Linked DNA regions of Homo sapiens: regions 2, 3, 4 and 5 are each linked to region 1. Evidence: read pairs that join two places in POLR2A ChIA-PET (ENCODE). Cell type or tissue: HepG2. All regions are shown on one strand.

Evidence for each region. ChIA-PET counts read pairs that join two places held together with the same protein. Peaks named below come from ENCODE experiments on the same cell type or tissue, not always from the same donor. Only the 100,000 strongest peaks of a DNase experiment are listed, where the experiment ranks them.
Region 2: POLR2A ChIA-PET joins it to region 1 with 14 read pairs; 31 of 35 experiments call an interaction of 5 or more read pairs at or near these places.
Region 3: POLR2A ChIA-PET joins it to region 1 with 63 read pairs; 27 of 35 experiments call an interaction of 5 or more read pairs at or near these places.
Region 4: POLR2A ChIA-PET joins it to region 1 with 10 read pairs; 26 of 35 experiments call an interaction of 5 or more read pairs at or near these places.
Region 5: POLR2A ChIA-PET joins it to region 1 with 35 read pairs; 23 of 35 experiments call an interaction of 5 or more read pairs at or near these places.

Annotation. Positions count from the first base shown.
Region 1 is chr17:58,415,958-58,419,957 of GRCh38, forward strand. RNF43 (ring finger protein 43) reads right to left here and starts at 1,577. Exons shown (of 10, transcript NM_017763.6): 1 at 1,060-1,577; 2 at 1-5. In HepG2, a CTCF peak has its summit at 1,788; a DNase peak (open chromatin) is centred at 1,704; H3K4me3 peaks cover 1,688 bases.
Region 2 is chr17:58,342,681-58,346,680 of GRCh38, forward strand. It overlaps SUPT4H1 (SPT4 homolog, DSIF elongation factor subunit), which reads right to left. Exons shown (of 5, transcript NM_003168.3): 5 at 2,498-3,633. The coding sequence ends at 3,566. All of the region lies in intron 3 of TSPOAP1-AS1 (TSPOAP1, SUPT4H1 and RNF43 antisense RNA 1), which reads left to right. Among named protein-coding and RNA genes, the nearest start is that of SUPT4H1, 7.5 kb to the right of the region's middle. RefSeq lists an enhancer at 1,538-2,067. In HepG2, a CTCF peak has its summit at 2,362; no DNase peak of the experiment used is centred here.
Region 3 is chr17:58,362,946-58,366,945 of GRCh38, forward strand. RNF43 (ring finger protein 43) reads right to left here. Exons shown (of 10, transcript NM_017763.6): 4 at 581-655; 5 at 330-461. Among named protein-coding and RNA genes, the nearest start is that of SUPT4H1, 13 kb to the left of the region's middle. In HepG2, no CTCF peak of the experiment used is centred here; DNase peaks (open chromatin) are centred at 1,576 and 2,636.
Region 4 is chr17:58,321,107-58,325,106 of GRCh38, forward strand. It overlaps TSPOAP1 (TSPO associated protein 1), which reads right to left. Exons shown (of 32, transcript NM_004758.4): 5 at 3,705-3,896; 6 at 2,362-2,439; 7 at 2,192-2,275; 8 at 1,844-1,933; 9 at 1,548-1,670; 10 at 1,202-1,306. Among named protein-coding and RNA genes, the nearest start is that of TSPOAP1-AS1, 2.3 kb to the right of the region's middle. RefSeq lists silencers at 3,242-3,491, 3,612-3,681, 3,722-3,811 and an enhancer at 3,949-4,000. In HepG2, no CTCF peak of the experiment used is centred here; no DNase peak of the experiment used is centred here; H3K27me3 peaks cover 3,642 bases.
Region 5 is chr17:58,316,077-58,320,076 of GRCh38, forward strand. It overlaps TSPOAP1 (TSPO associated protein 1), which reads right to left. Exons shown (of 32, transcript NM_004758.4): 13 at 3,014-3,218; 14 at 2,204-2,376; 15 at 349-464; 16 at 1-56. Among named protein-coding and RNA genes, the nearest start is that of TSPOAP1-AS1, 7.4 kb to the right of the region's middle. In HepG2, a CTCF peak has its summit at 1,502 (motif pointing right); a DNase peak (open chromatin) is centred at 1,505; H3K27me3 peaks cover 1,575 bases.

The DNA.
Region 1 (4,000 bases):
AGGCACTAAACCCAATGTTCATGAACAAAACAAGGCAAAGTAAACAGCTAAGGCCATGCATCAAAGGTGAGCGTGAAGAACTCCAGCTCAGAAAAGGAAGGGATGGCCCTTTTTAAGCCATAATATGTGTTAATGGTAAATGACTAAATACCACAAGGAGATTTTTTTTTTAATGGAGGAGAAGAGGGAACAATAATAAAAATTTCAGGCCACACGTTGATGTCCAAAGATGCTACAATATGTATTTAGAAAAGTTTCCACATTAAACTGTATTTCAGTGTGGCCAGGTTTCTAGGCCCACTGCATTTACATACTTTTCATGAACTTAGACATACCATAATTTTTTGTGTTTTACCAAAATTTGCCTATAAATTAGGTGCTAATTTATGTATCTTCACACATTACAGGATAATCCTGAGCATCACAACCTTTTCCAACTTTCATAATTAGAGTATTTGAAAAGGTTAGCTTTCCAATTATTTTTCCCAGTTAAAATTCATATTTCCATCTCCATTTTCTTTTCTCTCTTAAGGATTCTTGATTTTATTCTCCAGCTCGGAAATGCCGAGCACTTTGATTTCCCATGAGATGCTTTTGGAAACTACTTTAATATCCAGATTTTATGATCTGTAATTTTCTAGGTTCATAAGAAAAACAAAGGACTATTCCTCACATGTATCCAAATTCCCTGAGGGGGTAGGGAATAAAAGGTAGGGGGAGCAGGGAGGCGATTAACCACAGGCTCTAGGTAGAATACCCTGAAAAAATACAAATAATCTTGAGTAGAATAGATCTGTGCTATTTCTAGGCACTATGAAAATTTGCGTCTTTGTACAAACACAGAATAAGATTTTTAAAATGTGCACCCTTAAGTAAATATAAATACACCTCACCCACAAAGCCCTCTGTGTTCCAAGGTCAAGTTTAAAAATATTATAAAGTCTTCAGAATAAGTGCTGAAAAGCCAAGCAATTGAACATGAACCTGTTATATGGATTCTTTTCTTTTGCTGAGGCAGAGGGAGGGGGGAAAAAGGAATTTCAAAAGAAATCTGCAAACCTGTTGCGCTGTCGGGCCCACTGGAATCCACGGGGGTGAAACAAATTCAATTATGCTTTTACAGATCCTGCTCAAAAAAGGTTTCAACTGCTTAACCAAGTACAGCTCATTCTTCCACCTTCTTACTCTGCAACCAAACCAAGTGCCCCATACTACAGGTAGGTGCCGAGAAATTCCGCAGCCTGAAAAAATAATCCATGCAGGTCAAAGGCAGAAATTTACTCCGGGATGAGAGATGCTGTCCCCTAGAACTAAATTAAACACTTACAGAAAATCCAAAATCATTTCTGAAACCTCCTTGCTAACAAAAGTTCTTTTTTTCTCCAAACAGCATATAAAATGATCAAGTCTTGAAAGAGAAAAGAAGCAAAGTAGCAAATACATCAACAATTCACTATCAGAAACACATAAAATCCCAGAGAGAGAGAAGGCAGTATCTCTGAATCATGGATGGACTTGGAAAGTTCGGAAGGATTCCGAGTGCTTCCTTTCAGAAAGACAATTCTGGATCAACTCCCTAGAGCAGGAAGCCTGTGGTTTGTAATTGGTGTTCTAGCTCTGACTCCCTCCCCTGGGACTGCAATCACGCTCTCTACCTGCTGACAAAGTGAGGGTGGAGCTGCTAGAGGCAACCACTCCCCACCCTGCCCCCCTCCTCCTGGTGCTCACACACAACACTTACTTAACCAGACCCGTTCTTTCGCTCTCCCCCCTCCCTCAGCTCCTCTACTCCCTCTACTGAGCCACAGCTAAACTGCATCCAATTCGATCCCGAGTACCTTTCTCTGGGTAAGCAAGCTACCACATGCAAATCAGGGCCACTCAAAGATATCTAAGCAGACTCTGCACCCAACAGAGCATAGATGATGGTATGAGGAAATAAACAGAAAAAAATAAAGGTAATCCGGAAGATAAAAGAATGGACACAAGGTTTTGCAAATATAAGTTCAAAAGGATTTCTGCTCATTCCAAGTTTGAGTGTCTATAAATGGCAGAAAGCCAGAATAAAGTGATCCTGTGTTTTAGTACTTACTGATTTATTGCTGCTTATGTCTGCTACCCTGGGAAGGGCTCTGTCCATTTTATGCTTAGCTTTTCTTCAGCTCTTACTAATTTAAATTCAGTAGCTCTGTCTAAACTGTGCCTATATGGAACTTTCAAATCAGGTTGATGTCAGATGTCTGGAATCCAACTGTTATTTTCTTTTCAATCTTTGGGAGGTGAAATAATACTATGGATCAGACCTATGCCTTCAATGTAAGACTCCAAATAAGTCCATGTCATAAATACAAGCCAAAGGGTAAAATATGATTAATGAGAAGAACATAGGCAAAAAGAAAATGAATTTCTGGCTAATTACCACATTCATGAACTATAATCCTTATTACTACCCTGCCATTAGAAATAATACAACAGTTTCTAATACATTTATAACATTTGAAGTTTCAAATTACCAGATTATATTTGACTGTGGTGAGACATTTTATTTCTGAACCGCTGCCATAAACTTTCAAAATTATACAAATGAACAACAATGTGGATATAGTTAAATCTAGTGAACTGTACACTTAAAAATGGTTATGATAGTAAATTTTATGTGTTTCTTACCTCATGTAAAAACGAATCTCTGATCATCTGTAAAATGCTGATGATAATAATTACGATAGGTCTGTTGTAAAGATTAAATGACATAATGCCTCTGAAAGCAAAAAGGATGAGTAGCCTATTGACCTTCAACATTGTTTCCCCTGTAGATAAGGTTTATGACAGTAGTTTCAGAATTTCAGATCTAATAACTAACCTAGATCAAAGACAAATTCGAAAATAAATTTTTTGTTTATTTTTGTTGTTTGAGACAGGGTCTTGTGTTACCCACGCTGGAGCACAGTTGTGCCATCATGGCTCACTGCAGCCTTGACCTTCATGGCCTCCCACCTCAGCCTCCAGAGTAGCTGGGATCACAGGTGCGTCCCACCACACCCTGCAAATTTTTTTTTTTTTTTTTTTGAGACGGAGTCCCGCTCTGTTGCCCAGGCTGGAGTGCAGTGGCGCTATCTCGGCTCACTGCAAGCTCCGCCTCCCGGTTCATGCCATTCTCCTGCCTCAGCCTCCCGAGTAGCTGGGATTACAGGCGCCCGCCACCACGCCCAGCTAATTTTTTGTATTTTTAGTAGAGACGGGGTTTCACCGTGTTAGCCAGGATGGTCTCCATCTCCTGACCTTGTGATCCACCCGCCTCGGTCTCCCAAAGTGCTGGGATTACAGGCGTGAGCCACTGCGCCTGGCCAACACCCTGCAAATTTAAAAAAAATTTTTGTTGGGCCAGGCGTGGTGACTCACGCCTATAATCCCAGCACTTTGGTTGACCAAGGTGGGTGGATCACGAGGTCGGGAATTTGAGACCAGCCTGACCAACATAGTTTAATTTAACATAGTTAAACTAAAAAATAACCTACAAATGGGCTTTGCCTCATCTATTCCTGCTTAAAACGTGCAAAGGAATGAAAAGACCTAGCCCTAGTAATTAATACACACACTTAATTGACAGAAAGAAGACAGTTACAAATGTGGTTGCCCTCTCTTGAGGAAACTCTGAGATTTGGAAATGATGATGATATGCATCATGAACCTGGAGACTTGGAGAAACTCAAGATCAAACCAAACAGCTCTATGTAGCTTAGTTCACTGTTTTAGATCACCAGAATTGCAAGAGCAATTATTCTTCAGCTTCAAAGTTTTGGAGTTACCCTCTAGGGTTGATATACTACTACATTTTCCTAGAGATGTCATAAAGATGCCATCACTATTGTAATGAAATGCCTAAGTCTCAATGACATCTACTAGCTAGTCTTATACATGAGATAGATCATCCTTCAGGATCTACTTTCACCTCTGGATTGATTAAATTTATCAAAGATCATTCATCCTTTTCCAAAAATGT
Region 2 (4,000 bases), 73 kb before region 1:
TTTGTGGACAACTATGTCACAAACAGTTAGTAGCCCTAAACTTAGTGTGGACATTATATTTCTTGAGCTGAGGCTCCACTACTTGATTATGGCTAAAACACTTTTAACTCTTTTCTTCCCCACCCCGAGACAGAGTCTTGCTCTGTCACCCTAGCTGGAGTGCAGTGGCACGATCTTGGCTCACTGCAACCTCCGCCTCCCGAGTTCAAGCACTTCTCCTGCCTCAGCCTCCCATGTAGCTGGGATTACAGGCGCCCGCCACCACACCTGGCTAACTTTTTATATTTTTAGTAGAGACGGGGTTTCACCATCTTGGCCAGGCTGGTCTTGAACTCCTGATCTCATGATCCACCCACCTTGGCCTCCCAAAGTGCTGGGATTACAGGCATAAGCCACCGTGCCCAGTCAAGACACTTTAACTCTTTGAGTCTCAGTCTCCTCATCACCAAATAAGGATGTTAACTAGTTCCAGGGTTTCTGTGAGAATCAAATGAGATACTGGATATGAAAGCCCTTTGTCAACTGTATTTGGGTTTGTTTTGTTGTTTTCTGAGACACGGTCTCACTCTGTCCCCCAGGCTGGAGTGCAGTGGCGCCATCACGGCTCACTGCAGCCTCAAACTCCCAGACTCAAGGGATCCTCCCACCTCAGCCTCCCAAGTAGCTGGGACTACAGGTGTACACCACCATGCCTAGCTAATTTTTTGTAGAGATGGGCTTTTGCCATGTTGCCCAGGTTGGTCTTACACTCCTGGGTTCAAAGTGATCTGCCCGCTTTGACCTCCCCAAGGTGCTGGGATTAGAGGCATGAGCCACAGCACCCAGCACCTTTGTCAACTGTAAAAATATTTACATGAAAGGCTTTACTGATACTAAACATGAACCAGACTTCCAGACAAAGTTATTATTAGTCTGTTCTTAAACATGACCTACCTGCCTCTTTCATAGAGACCAGATGTCAGGGAGGGGACCTGAGGATCAAGTAGCAGGCTGCAGACAGACTAGGAGTAACAAGGCAGAAGCCACACCAAGAGCAAAGCCTCAGTTCCCAACCCTGGTGAAACTGCTCCCCTCCAAGACCAGACCATCCTGACCCTTGCTCTATCAGCTACCAGTCCTTTCTTGAGCTGGAGGCTGCATTATCAATGCACTGCCACTGAGCTCCTCAGTGTTCTGGGAGACCCTAATTCCACAGTATGTGGCAGGGAGGAAGCAGGGAATGAGGCAAGGGCAGGCAAGGGGAAGGCAGCCTGGCTACTATTCCTAGTCTCTGTCTGACTTGCATCTGTCCTTGTTGAGCTAGGGAGGAGGCTTGCTCTTCAGGAGAGAAGCCAAACTACTGAGCAAGACAAGGAGAGATCTTAAGATGCTATGCACTCAGAACTTCGGCAGCCAGGACGGGACTGAAACTCTGACAGACACAATGGGCCAATGGGGCAGGACATAGCTCTCATGGCTGCCCTCATAGCCATGGAAAGCAGGGCAGCAGTACCAGGACCGCCCACTCCCAGGGAGCTGTGAACCAAGTCCTTGTCTTAGTTTCTTTGGGTTCCCAGTAGAGGATGGGACTCCAGCACCTTTCTGCCTGTCTGGGTTGCTGAGTGGCACCACCTGCATGTTCAAGTACCAGAGAAAGCAAGAAAGCTAATTCAGCAGCAGCTCCCGGGGAGAGCCCACTTGGCACAGTCTGTAGAGTCCAGGAAGGAAAACAGGCCACCCTTCCCCCACAAGCATCAATGCCTATGCTATGTCTTTTGCTTCCTGTGAGACTGTCAGTTAGGGCCCAGTTCAGTGTAGGGCTGAGGCAGCCTGAATGTGGTTATTTGTGCAAGCTCCTCTTGCCTCCCCTCCCCACAACTGTTTCCATTCTCACCAAGCAGCCACGTCCGGGTCAGACACCCAGGACAGCAGCTGGGGCTTTCCAAGGGACTTTTTGAGAAGCTAGTGAAAGTTGGGTGTTGGCTGCACAGCCTGGGCACTTGCTGAAACGCACTTCTTCCATCCAGGACGTAAGCTCTAGCCTGGCAGGGTTGCTTTCAGGTTGAAATTGAACAGAAATCACCACCCACGGAGCTTTCTGTTTGCTGGGCTGGGGAAATCCTTGAGAAACTCAGTTTGGAGTTGGGGTTATCTGACCATTCCCTCAGAGCTTGAAGGCACCAGAGAAAATGGTTTTGGTTTGAAGACCATAGTGGACATGAGCAGCCCGGCCAGTCCCAGTTTCCCTCCCATAGGCCTATGTGAGGACAAGGAAGGGGAGTAGACAAACTAATCAGAGTCAGGTCGCATCTCTCCTCCTTCCCACACTCTCCAGGCCACAGGTAACAAGCAAAATCAACTCAAGAGCAACACCAGGTGGCTGAGACACAAAGCCCTAGCACAGGCAGCTCTGCCCTAGCACAGCACAGCTCACCCTGCAGTTGTGGTTCTCAGCATTTCCCCTACTATTTTGGCTGATTGTGCACATATTCTATGTATTGAAAAATGGCCCAAAAAGGAGAGCAAAAGTATTTCACCTTTATAATACTTATATAATTTTCACATAGCTTCGTTTCTACAATCACAACAATCCTGAGGTAAACAGGCAGGGTGCAATCATTCTCTTTTTAGAGGGAGAACAAGGAACTTAGGGAAATCAAAATGGGGATACGAACAGGATTTCTGTGGAAATTTAAATGAGAATTTGTGGTAAATTTTTTTATCCTAAAACAACTCACCTTGGCCGAAAAATGGGATGTTACCCAAGGTCCCCTACTAGGCCGGAGGAGAAAAGGACCTACCTCCTACAGGGGCACAAACAAGGGAGACTAGGACTCAATGGTCGCCCAAGGCCCAAGGGTCTCCAGTGAGTGCTTGAGACTGGCCTAAGGTATAGGAAGAGCCGTGAAGAGAAGAAAATAGACAAGCAGGGGAGGGAAGAATTATTAAACATGGTCAAGGAGCACTCTACAAAGCCTCAGGATTTCTTCAAGGGATACTGCTGTGCCAGGTCTCGAGGGCAGAAGGATACAAGTGTGAGACACCAGGGCCACCAAGTTGATGGGGTTACTGAGCCTCTGGATCAGCACCCTCCGATAGGAAGCAAGGAAGCACACTACAAAGGCTGCAATCCCAGAGGCTGAGACAGTCAAGAGGGAGTAGAAGGGCCTCTGCTGCTCTGGGAAGGTTCTTATAGGGCAAATAAGCTATTACTGTGCCTAAGAGAATGGAAGAGGGAGGCAAGGCAGGTGTCATGGCCTTCAGAACTTTCTCGAGGTTCATATTTATTGACATTTGACCTAGAGTCCTTGGCATGGGGAAGGCACAGACCTGGGCCACGGGTAGGAAAATCAGCATCCTACTCTCTCCTCAATTCCATCTGTTAATCCACCAACCCAAATCCCTCCCACCCCACCTGTAGTCCAAAGAAGATAAAATGATAAAATGATGTGCTGCTCTCTCAACAGTCAGCTGAGTCTGAATTGGAGGGTAGGAAGTATTTGAAGTTCTGTTCATTTAGTTCCAGAACAAGAAATAAGCAGAGGCAGGAGGTGGAGAGCAAAGATGCTGGCAGCCTTGCATCTTGCTAGGTCTTTATAGCTGTGTCTCTGGATTTGTAGGCCACTCCTCGACTTTTCAGCTCCCGCACGATTCCTGAAGCAGGAAAAGAAACAGTTCTGTGAGGTAAGATTCAGAAGGGTAAGATAGGCCACTCAGCTGCCACCTTGAGGGGGGTACTATAAGCAAACTGGAGTTCCTAGACTACTTATCAATCGTCTGCTTGGCCAGGCACGGTGGCTCATGCCTGCAATCTCAGCACTTTGGGAGGTCAAGGTGGATCACTTGAGGTCAGGAGTTCAAGACTAGCCTGGGCTACAGAGCAAGGCCCCATCTCTACAAAAAAATTTTAAAAATTAGCCAGGTGTAGTGGCTTGCACCTGTAGTGCCAGCTATTTGGGAGGCTGAGGCGGGAGGATCCCTTGAATCCATGAGTTCAAGGCTGCAGTGAGCTCTGATAATG
Region 3 (4,000 bases), 53 kb before region 1:
GGATGAGGTTCTTGGCCAGTAGAGAAGCCCCAATCAGGGGTCATGGATCAGGGGACCAGGGTTTCATTCTAGCTCTGCTATTCCATGCCATGAAGCCACAGAGCTGTAAAGAACTTTAGAACTCATCTGTCCTGATCTGTTCATTCTGTAGGTGAGGCCCAAAGACGGGGGAAAACTTGCCCAGAGGCACACAGCTGATGGATGAAGTTGGACTAGAGGGTTTCCAGGATCTCTCGCAGCTCCAGGAGTCTAAGGGCTTTTGGTGGGAGTTGCCACAGGACAAAGTAGGGCTAAGTGCAGGGCAAGGTCTGGAGGTCTAGTGTGCTTACCCAGGCCGGGGGCTCCTTCAGCTCAATCCTCACATGGGCCTTTTGGTTCTTGTACACAAACTCCATCAGCTTCTCAGCGTCATTACCCCAGATCAACACCACTGGCCAGGTCAGCCCCAGCGGCTGCTGCAGCTACAGGGGGAAAGTGCCCACAGGGCTGCTGTGACTTCTCCCTGCCCTTCCCTCTCCCCTGAGAGCTTTATCTTCCTCCATCCAGCCCCCACCTTGAACACGCAAATGTCCCTGGGTACCTGCTCAGCAGCAGCTCGATCCTCAGTGATGTCAAAGAGGACAGCACTGGCTCCTCGCTCACCCGCCATCCGAGCCTGCAGAGGCACACAGTAGAGGTTGGGCTGAGGTCAGGGAAGGACAGAGCCCACCCACAGGCTAGCCTCACCCCTCACACATCTATCCCTTCCTAGGATTATGCCCACAGCACATCTTTGCACACTCACATCTACCTATGCAAGGGGTCACTGGGTCTAAGATCTCCTCTTCTGCCTCCTGAGCTCACTCAGGTCCCCACTGCCTTCAAGGGATAATATCTAGCTTTTCCTTTTGTAATGGAACAAACCCTTAAGGGGGGTTTACAGGGTGCCAGGTGGTGGACCTGGCTCTAGGATGAAAGACAAATAAGACACAGCTCCTGCCCTCAGGGTACAATCAGCCTGCCTTCACTAAGAGGTATGAGCACGAAGAGTAGGAGGGACCTGCACCCCTTAGAAGGAGAAGAGAGAGGAAGAAGGGGACAGCAGAGAAGTAGAGCTCTCCTTCAGAGGGAGCTGGGCTTTCCAGGGCCCAGTCCTGCCTGCAGGGCATCTCCCCAGCTCAGGCAAAGGTCTAAGAGCCTGGGACGCCACTCTCACGCAAGGCCACCATCACAAAGCCCCTGTCTCAGCTCATCTCATGGGCTCCCTCTCCTTGCCACACTCTACTTTGCCAAGTCTTTCTCTGGCTCCAATTCAAGGACTTAGAGGAGTCCTTGTCCAGTGGTTTATCCTTTCGTCCCCTCCCTTAGGGTGGCATTAGAGACAAAAGTGGGGAGGGATTCAAGGGGCTAGTCCCATATGGTGAGTATGCACACGTGCATGTTCACCAAGGGCTCCAAGAGTCAGCTTGAGGAAGCAGAATCTAGCCAACCAGGCAGAACAGATAGCAGTGCCAGAAAGAGAACAAAAAGCAGGAATCCAGGGGGTGTGTGTAGGGAGGGGAGTAAGGAAAGGGAGATAAGAGCTAAAGGTCGGGGGAGGCGGGAGGCACAACAGCAAACAACTAACAGGCACTGTGAGGAGCTGCTCCTGGGCTTGGCCTGGGGCCTCCCGGCCTAGCACAGCCACCCTCCAGCCTTCCTCCCTAGGGCAAAGGTTCATCTTCTAATGGCATCAGGCTGTGATTTTACATCCCTGGGCACCGCCCCCCCTCACCCCCAAAGTCTCTGGGGTCTTCCCACAGGCATTGAAGGAGTTAACCCTCCTGCAAGTAGTGGTGGCAGCAAGAAGAGCCAGCGCTGGGACTTACTCACAGGCTCAGCACTTTGATCTCTGCCTGTCTTCCCAGGGAGAGCCTGTCAGGGCAGGTCTCCTGCCAGGCAGGCTGGGAGCAGCTCCTTTCCTTGCTCCAGCTCTCTGTTCTCCACTCCCCAGACAGCAGCAAGGCCCAGGGGGCCACTCAGAACCCACTGCCTGCAGGCAGAGGAGACACTCAAGCGGGGCCCTGTTTTGGTCAGGAAGGTAACTTTCCTTCCTCCCCCAGGAGCTAGGCCCAGCCTAGGGCCCAGGCTTACCAGGCTAATTGACTAGAAATTCACAGGACCAGTCAATTCCAGAATGGAAGTGCTGAAGGAGTTGAGAGGTTCATGGCTTCCATCTTCCCTACTCACTTCCTCCCATCTAAGCTACTCCAGGCAGGTAGAGACTTTCCAATCTTCAGAACCCTCCTAACAAGGGTAAGGGAGAAGTACCAGGGGAAAAGGAATCCCTGGTAGGGAACCCTACTGGTGATCTCCTATTCCAGGGATTTGGCCAAGGACAGGAGAGGTCACCCCAGTAGTCACAGAATTGGGACTCCCAGGCCTCAGTTTTCACACCCCTAGAACAAGACCCTGGACCCACCCTGGCCTGGAAGAGCATGAGGAAGGGCAAAGACTTTCTTCTTTGGAGATTTTGTTATTTCCCCTCCCCTCTCTCTTTGAAGAATTGGGGTAGGAACAGTGGAAGGCAATTACTGTGACATTCAAACACTCCAGCCCATTACAGCCCATAATTACAAAGTTGTAAAAGTGATCAAAGAGCCCAGAGCACTGGCCAACAGGGGAAAACAAACAGGACTTTCAGACAGTGAGTCCCTGTGTCCAGAATTCTAGGAATAAAAAGCAAGATTTGGGGACAGATAGCAGTCCAATCTAGGGCTATCTATGCCTCTTGTCCACCTGCCCCCAAGAAAGTAAGTGGAGGCAAAAAGGAAAAAAGTACTTATTTGGGTACTGGAATTTGGAAAGCAGAGAGAGGATAGGCAGGCCCTCAGGACAGGAAGGCAGTTTTAGAAAGAATCCAAAGAGCTCTTTGGAAGCTTCAGAGTTGGCCAGCCCTAGGGGCAGCAGGCAAGGCTGCCACAGCCTCTAGCAACAGGAGCCATTACAGAGAGAGCAATGAGAGTGAGTTGCAATTCTGCCTCTTACTTGCAGGACTCACTGGTCAGCTGCTGCATTTCTCTGGGCCTTAGATTTTCTTCTCCAGACAAGAGTCCCTGTATATCTTCTGCTCATCAAAAATGAAGCACCTACCGTGCCCAGGGCACCAAGCCATAGAAGGCCAGGCCCTCCAAAACAGCTCATAATATAGTTGTGGAGACAAGGCACATACATGAAGCTATAACGCTGATAATATTCTAAAGCACAAAGGAATAGAAACGGAAGCTTCCAGACCTTTTTTCACTCCAGAAGGCTCTCCCCTCTACTATCCCCTCCACCAACACACATACACACAATCTGGCACAAATGTTCAATATAGAAAGCAGATAAAAGTGAGGCTGCTTACTTTGAGGTAGGGGTGGGGACAGGAAGGACCTTCAGCCTCTCCCCTCCACGCACCAGGTGCGTCCCTGAAACCTGGACTTAGCAGAAGATGGTGTTGAAAGCATGCACAGACACCCTACCCTCTGGAGGCATGCCCCCAGGGAGGGATTTCTGCTCCTACTGGGCTGGCTGGGCCTGGGCTGGTCAGGAAAGATTCAGTAGCAAAGGTGGGATTCCTCTGGGCTTGAAAGTTAAGGGTGAAAGGAAGGAGAAGGAATATAACCTTTATTGAGATCCAGTGCCCAGATTGCCTAGGGGTGAATCCTGGCTCTGATACCAACTATTAGCTGTGAGACTTGGGTCAAGTCACTTCACTACTCTGTGTCTGTTGTTTTTTTCTGTAAACTGGGATAATAACAGGACCTAGTCCATAGGGTTGTTATGAGGACTACATAAACGAATCCACACAAAGCATTTATAATAGTGCCTGGCACGGGGTGTTGCTTAAGCATTAGTTATTATTATATCAACTATTATAATTATAATTATTATTTTTGAGACAGAGTCTCACTCTGTTGCCCAGGCTGGAGTGCAGGGGCGCAATCTCAGCTCACTGCAGTTTCCGCCTCCCGGGTTCAAGAGATTCTCCTGCCTCAGC
Region 4 (4,000 bases), 95 kb before region 1:
GAATGTTTAACGCGCAGCTCAGACATGGCCCAAATGGAACTCAGCACTCGGGATGACCTACCTCTCAGATCTGCTGCCCCTTCATCCTTCACCTCACGGAGTATGAAGAGCCCCACCCTCCACCAAGGTTTATACAGCAAATGGCTGTCAGAGAAGGGATTCAACTGGAATCCCACGGGGATCCTTGTCAATTCTTTTTTTTTTTTTTTGAGATGGAGTCTCGCTCTGTCGCCCAGGCTGGAGTGCAATGGTACGATCTCAGCTCACTGCAAGCTCTGCCTCCCGGGTTCAAACAATTCTCCTGCCTCAGCCTCCTGAGTAGCTGGGACTACAGGGGCCCGCCACCATGTCAGGTTAATTTTTGTATTTTTGGTAGAGACGGGGATTCACCATATTGGCCAGGCTGGCCTCGAACTCCTGACCTCAACTGATCCACCCACCTTGGCCTCCCAAAGTGCTGGGATGACAGGCATGAGCCACCATGCCCGGCCAGAACCTTGTCAGTTCTATCTCTAAAACATAACTCAAACCCAGGCACTTGTCTCCCGTTCCACTGCATGCATCTCTGTCCAGACAGCCACCATCTCCCTCCCAGGCCACCGCCCAGGCCCTGCTCCACGCCTGCTCCCACAGTCCACCCTCCATAATACCAGCCATGTGATCCTGTAAAATTATGACTCAGATCATGTCACTCCCCCACTTAGGATCTTTCAGGAGCTTCTATCTACTCACAGAGCAAAATACCCAAACTCTTCCCATGGCCGTTAAGGCCCGACAGGATCGGGTTCTTGTCTACTCCCACCACGCTGCCCATCCCTTGCTGTATTCTAGCCACATTGGTCTCAGGCTTCTTCAGCTCTTCCCTGCCACAGAGCATGTGCATGTCTACACCTCCTGGCTGGCAAGGTCAATTGTCACCTCCTCAGGGAGGCCTTCCCTGATGACCTCTAAAGTGGCTCCTCACCCCATCCCAGTCACTTTGTCACATCACCCTGTTCTTCTCCACCACTGTGCTCATCAGTGTCTGAAATCAGCTCACTCCTGGATGCTAATTTGCTGACTGCTCAGGGACCTGGTCTTTGTTCCCCACAGTCTCCCCGACGCCTAGCACAGTGCCGGGCACACAGTAAATGCTTGTGGAATGAGTGAGTGGCAAAGCTGGTGTCCAGCAGCCTGCCAGCTTCCCTCACTGCCGCCCCACCTGCTGCAGTCTCCGGACCTCCTCCTGCTTCTCCCGTAGGCTGAGCCGAGCCTGTTCATGCTCCACCTCCAGCTGCTGCCGCCGCTGGGCCACCTCCCGCATGTGCTGAAACACAAGATCTGAGTCAAGGCCAGAGCCCCTACTTGGCCATTTCTAGAGAAGATCTAAGATGAGGAAGCCTCAAACACCATTTGCTCCAGATTCCTCTATTACAAAGGAAACTGAGCCTGGAGCAGCTCCAGGCCCAGGCCTCAGAGCTAGTGCCCCTCACTAAGAATATTCTGCTGTCCCACTTGCTCCCCATGCCAGGGCCCAGCACCCTCTCCCACCTGCACCATCTCCTCACCTTCAGCACTTGCTCCAGGCTCTCCAGCTTGCTCTGCAGGCCCTGGCTCTTGCGAAGGGCTGAGTCCCTCTCCTGTGTCACCCCCAGGAGCTGGCCCCTCAGCTCCGCATTCTCCCACTCCACCTGGCGAGGGGGCAGTGACAGGGAGTTGGGTGGGTGAGCCTTGACCCACCAGCACCCTCACAGGGGGAACAGTACCCTACCCCTGCTCAGGGGTGGAGGAGAAAGCCCCTTGGCTGGGGACCGGGGCAGTGGTGGGAGCACAGGTCTCCACAGCACCTGGGCGGAAGTGGTACCTGCTCCTTCTCTGTGGCTCTCCCACTGAGCCGGGAGTTCTCCTCCACCAGGCGGGCATTCTCATTCTGCGCTTGTCTCAGCTGCAGTTCCTGAGCGGGCAGAGGAGCTCTCAGGAGGGAGCCCAGCACCCACATTCCCCCTCTCCCCACACAGAGGACCCTGCCCTCCTCCCAGGCAAGGCCTTCCTCCCCTGCTGGAACCTGCACCAGCCAGGAAAGGAAAGGAGCAGGAGGGAAAATGTGTTCTTGAGGGCAGCAGGGGTGGGAGCAGAGCTGAGAGGGAGCCCACCACCTGGCTGGCCGGGGTGAAGGGAGGAGCTGGCCTCTGGGTTGCCCTCAAGAGCTCACCAGCTCCTCACATCGCCTCTGCTTTTTCCGGGCTTCCTGCTCCAGGCTCTCGCATTTCTTCCGCTTCTTGCTGAGCTCCGATTCCTGAGGGGTCAGAACCAAGTGCTCCTCATGAGGGAAGGTACATCTGCCCACAGCAGGCTGCCTCCAGCCCTTGACCTAGGACTTACCAGCTGCTGCACCCTCTGCTCTTTCTCTGGCTCCCCTAGAATCACGGGTAGGTTGTCCGCATCCTCCTGGGGCGTGGCCTGGAAATGCCCAGGGGCAAGGGGCTGGCACCTGAGAACAGGGCCCCAGGGCAGCCTGCCCCAGCCCAGCCTGCCCAGAGCAGGTTCCCACCCCATCATTCAGCCAGCAAGAGATCCCTGCCTAGCAAGAGCAAAGAGGGGTACTGTCTGCCCACCCACCTCCCATTGTCTCCAGCTGATGTGTAAGTACAAAGGCTGCACCCCTGTGTCCTGGAGCCATAAGTGCTTTGAGATCCTGGGACCCACGTGTGCCCTGGGAGATGGGTCCTTTATCCAGGCCAAAGCTTTCCCTTTTTAGCTTCCAGCAGCAGCCCTGCTCTGCACTCAATAACTGTCCTGGGTGTCCTTCAGCGACTGGCAGAGAACTAGGAGGCTGCCTGGGCCCCCGGGGATGTGGTGTTCCCCAAGATAGGGGTTCTGTATCATCCAAATCTGGGCTTGGCCTAGAGCAGCGCAAGTCCAGCCAGACCCTTCTCCTGGCTTCCCCCAAGCCCACCCTACCACACCTTCCGATTATCCGTGCAAACTTTGGGGGAGGACAGGTCTTGATGGGAGGGTGCATCTCCCTTCCAGGGCCAGCCAGGGAGACAAAATCTGAGCAAGAAGCCTCCCCCCACCCGGAGGTCTTGGTCACTATCAGATCACTGCCTGGTCTCTCCTCCCAGCCCTCTTCCCAGAAGGAGGAGGACCTACTTGCTGCCTACCTAGGATGATGGCGAGAAGCCAGACCCTTAAGTTCTGGGGGTCCTAAGCGGGTCCCTGGCCCTCGAGACAGGGGCTGCCTAAGCCCCCCGCTCAGTGAGGGTTGCCTGTACCTGGAGCCGGGGCGGACGCACCGCCGCCCCCGGGTAGCTGGGGCCAGGCCTGGCCAGCCAGGCGGGCGCTGACGGGGGCGTCCCCGCTCTACGGCGGCGGCGGGAGGAGGCGGCGCGGGCTGGGCCCCGGGCGGCTGCCAGGACAACCAGGGATTTGCGGCCGGGCCGTACCACTGGCAGCGCGGCAGGGGCGGCCGGCCAGGCCCCGCTGGGCGCAGGCCTATGGAGGGCGGAACCCTGGAGCCCCCAGGGGAGGGCACGGCGCAGGTACGAGCACGGGAGGCTTGGAGGTGGACCCTGCCCAGGACGGGAAAGCTCCCCAGCCCCTGGGAGTGCGCACACCACCACTGAGTCCTTGGGGTTCTGAGCACGGTGCAGGGGAGATCCCGGTGGTCGTTCCCCCCACCCATCTGCACGCACCCACACACCTGCCCTTGCGCCGGCGCTCACCTCTCCCGGGGCCCCGGGAGCAGGCGCCCCTGCTCTGGCCTGGAGAGCAGGGCCCGGGGGCCAGGACGGCGGGAGCGGGAGCGTCTCCCGCTGGTTGCGCAGCGCGATCTGCCTCTGCAGCCGCAGCACCTCCCGCTGGGACTCGCGCAGCAGCCGATCGAAGTCCCGCACGTGGAGCCACTGGGGACCCTCCTGAGGTTGGGGGACAGGGACAGGGAGGGGACTCAGGCCTAATCCTTGCCCGCCCCATGCCATCCCCTGCAGAGCCCTTCGCCTTGCTGGAGGGGCTCCGATGC
Region 5 (4,000 bases), 100 kb before region 1:
CTGTCAGCGGAAGCTCTGCTTCTGGATTCTCATTGGGACCCTCAAAGGGGTTGTAGCTGTTAGGGGAGGCACAGAGGAGGAGGAGGAGAGTGACCTACACTCCACTTCCATGTCCTGTCTTCTCTCTCCCACTGCACTGAGCCTTTACGGAGACTTGGTTGTGGTTGTCCACCACCAGCAAAGCTGAGCCCTCACTGCACCCACCTTGGCCCAACTAGGTTATTAGAATAGGTCCATTGTGTCCTGTACTGCCCCCACCACTTCCAGAGGTCTCCAGCTCCACCCGGCCCCCTCCTATACCCCAAATGCTGGGGCTGGGCTAGGGGGCAGTGAGGGTGAGGGACCCACCTATAACGTGCTAGGAAGACCTGGATCCTGGCTCCTCCCCGGCTGCCCTCTGGCGCAGCTGGGAGCAGGGAGACACTGTCTGCCTCCAGCTCCTCTACCTCACTGGCTGTGTCCACCTGGGGGCAAACAGAAAGGGCTGGTTTCTCTTCAGGGCCTGGGGCCAAGCGCCAAGCAGGCAGGTTTCCAGGCTGAGCCAGAGGACCTATTGCTTTAAGGAGGGAAAATGAGCACATACATGCTGCACAGGAGCAGTGGCAAGGACCCCCTGATGCTCTCTAAATTAGTGCCTGAGAGAGCAGGTCCTGGCAGAGCCCAGCTGCCCTGGGCAGGGGCAGTGGGGATAACCCAGACCCCTCCCTGAGCCTCTACTGCACCCGCCAGGAAATAAAGCCACTTCCCTCATCTCAGAGGGGCCCAGGCCATGCTGGTGTGGGGAGTGGGTGTCAACAGAAGTTTGGTTTGGTTCCTTAAGGTAAAAACTCAGCAAAGTTGCCAGGTGCAGTGGCTCGCGCCTATAATTCCAGCACTTTGAGAGGCTGAGGAGGGCAGATTGCTTGAGCCAGGAGTTTGAGACCAGCGTGAGAAGCATAACAAAACCCCATCTCTACTAAAAATACAAAAATTAGCTGGGTGTGGTGGTGCATGCCTGTGGTCCCAGCTACTTGGGAGGCGGAGGTAGGAGGATTGCTTGAGCCCAGGAGGCAGAGGTTGCAGTGAGCTGAGATTGCGCCACTGCACTGCAGCCTGGGGGATAGAGCGAGGCCCTGTCTAAAAACAAACAAACAAACAAACAAAAACAAAGAAAAAAGAAACCCCTCAGCAAAGCACCCCAACTGTAAATCGCTGGAAGCAAGGAGGCAGAAAGGAGGCAGAAGGAGCTTGAGGGGTCCCTGCTTCTAGCCGAGTGACAGTGTGTCTGCTGTTCAGCTCTGGAACTCAGAACTTCCCGTCTACTTGCCCGGCCCACAGCCCAGGGCACCGCAACCTCAGGGCACCCCAATTCTCTGACCCTTGTTGAGGTTGCTGGGGTAGCCTGGGGAACAGGCTGTCTTCTCTTCTCTGCCAATGCCTGGGAGAAGGGGACCAAGTGGGCAACCTCTCCACAACCACATCCAAAGCTGGCACCATCCTTCTATCCCACGAGGGGGCAATAGAGGCCCAGGGCTTCGTTCTACCACTTTCTGAATGTTTGGCTCTCAGAGCTGCTTCTGACCTGCCTCCTCCACCTTCTGGGGTTTGTGGGTAGAAAGAAGGATGAGTTGACGACCAGAGCTATGAGTGATGCCCAGGAGCTTAGTAATAATAACAGCTGCCCCGTGTTGAGCACACATCCTGTGTGCCCCACACTGAGACAGGCAGGTTCCGTATTCATTTAACTCTCACAACAACCTTAGAAGGCAGGTTTTATTAGCTCCAAGATTCAGATAAGGAAACAGAAGCCCAGAAAGGCTCAGTGACTTGCCTAAGGCAAAGCTGGGATTTGAATCCTGGAACATGTGCTTTCTCATACAACCACCTGCTTTCACTACAGATGCTCTTAGGAACAGTCTCATTATGCAGATCCTGGTGCCCAAGTGTCTCCTCCATCCAGCCCAGCACTCCAGAGCCTCCCTGGGCCTCCCAGGGGTGGGCTGGGGTGGCCCCAGGTGGGGCTTGCAGGCAGGCAGTGGAGGGCAGGAAGGGCTCCACCTGAGCGCCTCGCCCACAGGAGGAATCCACAGGCCTCCCACCTCCCAACTTGGGACCCCAGAAGTTGCCACCCAACTCCTGGGGACCCCAGAAGAGGTCAGGGCCACCTGCCCTGCACCCTTCCCCAAGCCAAAGCCAGAACTTCAGGCCCCACCCCAGCAATTACCTCAGGTGTAGGGCATGACTTGGGGCTGTTGTGGATGGACTCGGAGTGGGAGGAGTTGGAGAGAGACTCTGCCTTCTTGGCTGTCCTTCGAGGGACCCCAGTGAGAGTGGCAGGGGCAGGCTCGGAAGACTTTGGGGTGCAGCGCCCAGGGGAGCCCGGCGGGAGGTCAAGGTCTAAAGAGAAGATGGCACGTGGGCTTGGGGTCTGTGGCCTGAGGAGGGACCAGGAGATAGGGTGGTGCTTCTTGGATATGGGGACCAGGCCCTCCATAGCCGGGCTTCCTTACAAAAAGGGAAATATTTAGAGAGAAACTTACTAAATAGAGGTATAGCTGATTTACAAATACTATTTCACATGATCGTCAAAACAGCTTGATGAGATGCATTTAATTATTCCTGTCTTACAGCTTACGAAACTATGGCCCAGAGAGGTTAAGCAGCATTCTCAAATCACAGTGACTGTCAAGTGAGTGGAGCTGGGACCACCGGATCCGACTGACCCCCAAGCCCCCACTCTGCACAAGGCCACACTGCCTGCTACTGACTCCTAGTGCCCAACCCCTAGGTCTGACCATTCAGGTCCTTTTGGAAGGAGAGGAGCAGTGGCCCACGATGCCTGGGCCAGACTCTGGGACAGTCACTCCCCTGGGCTTTATTTTTCCCCAACAGAACGTGGTTCTAGCCAGGCACAGCTCTAACCTGCTGTGTGACTTTGGATGAGTTGCTGGCCTTCTCTGATCCTGAACTCCCTGCTCTATCCAAAAGCCCAGGCCTGGGGATTCCAGGCCAATGCCACTGGGGTCCACCTTACCTTTGGGGCCAGACCCCCGGCAAGGCTGGGGAATGGAGCAGCAGCAGGGGGGTGGTGGGCAGTCTCCAAGGCTCCCACAGTCCAGGGCAGATGTGAGCAGATCCAAGGGGCCCGGGTGCAGGCGGAAAGCCTGGAGTTCCTGTGCCAGGAGGCTGAACTGCTCGGTTTGGCTGCGGCACTGTTCTTCGAGCTCTCGAACCCGGGCCTGGGCCAAGACCCACCATGAGCCGCCAGGCCCCTCAAAGCTACCCAGTGCCAGCCCGTGCCATCTGTACACAGCCCTACACTGGGTTTCAGGTCATATCCATCCACCCAGCCCCAGGCCTGGGCACCAGCCTTGCCTTGGCCACCCCACTGTCCTTAATGCATCAGAGCGGAGGGTGAAGTCCTGGGCTGTGTCCTGGGACATCTTCACCCCAGCCCCCTCCAGAGCCAAGGCCGGGGCCTGCCACACACTCACCAACCCTCAGGCCCTAGGCGATGGCACCTCTGCCTCTGGCTGCTTTCTAGGCCAACAGGGATCATTCCCACCCCATCATCACCACCATCACCGCAGGAGTTTTCTCAGCTCCACTGCTCATCACCCTCCCACAATCAGCAACTCAAACCCGTTCCCTGAGAGAGGCGGGCAGGAAATTCCACAGGGGAGCCAGGGATGTCTTCGTGATGGGAATGGGCCAATGCCCGGGAAGTTTTCTCAGGTCTGAGGAGAGTCCCAATAGCAGGGGCTCTCTCCGGCCACTATGGCGAGGCTCCTAAGTTAGACTGGTGATGAACTTCCTCATGATCAGGGTGGCTAGAGAGGGGAGGCCCAGTGTCTGACAGACACGGCGGCAGGCCTGGGACAAGGGGACAGCCGCACGTGTCCTGTGGGAACTCCACCCCCTATGGATTCTCATGCCTGCTCCCAGTGACACCCCCTCTGCTGGATGAGAGAGGGGGACTGCCTGGGCCCTGAGGGAGGAGATGCAACTCAGCCAGCCTGGA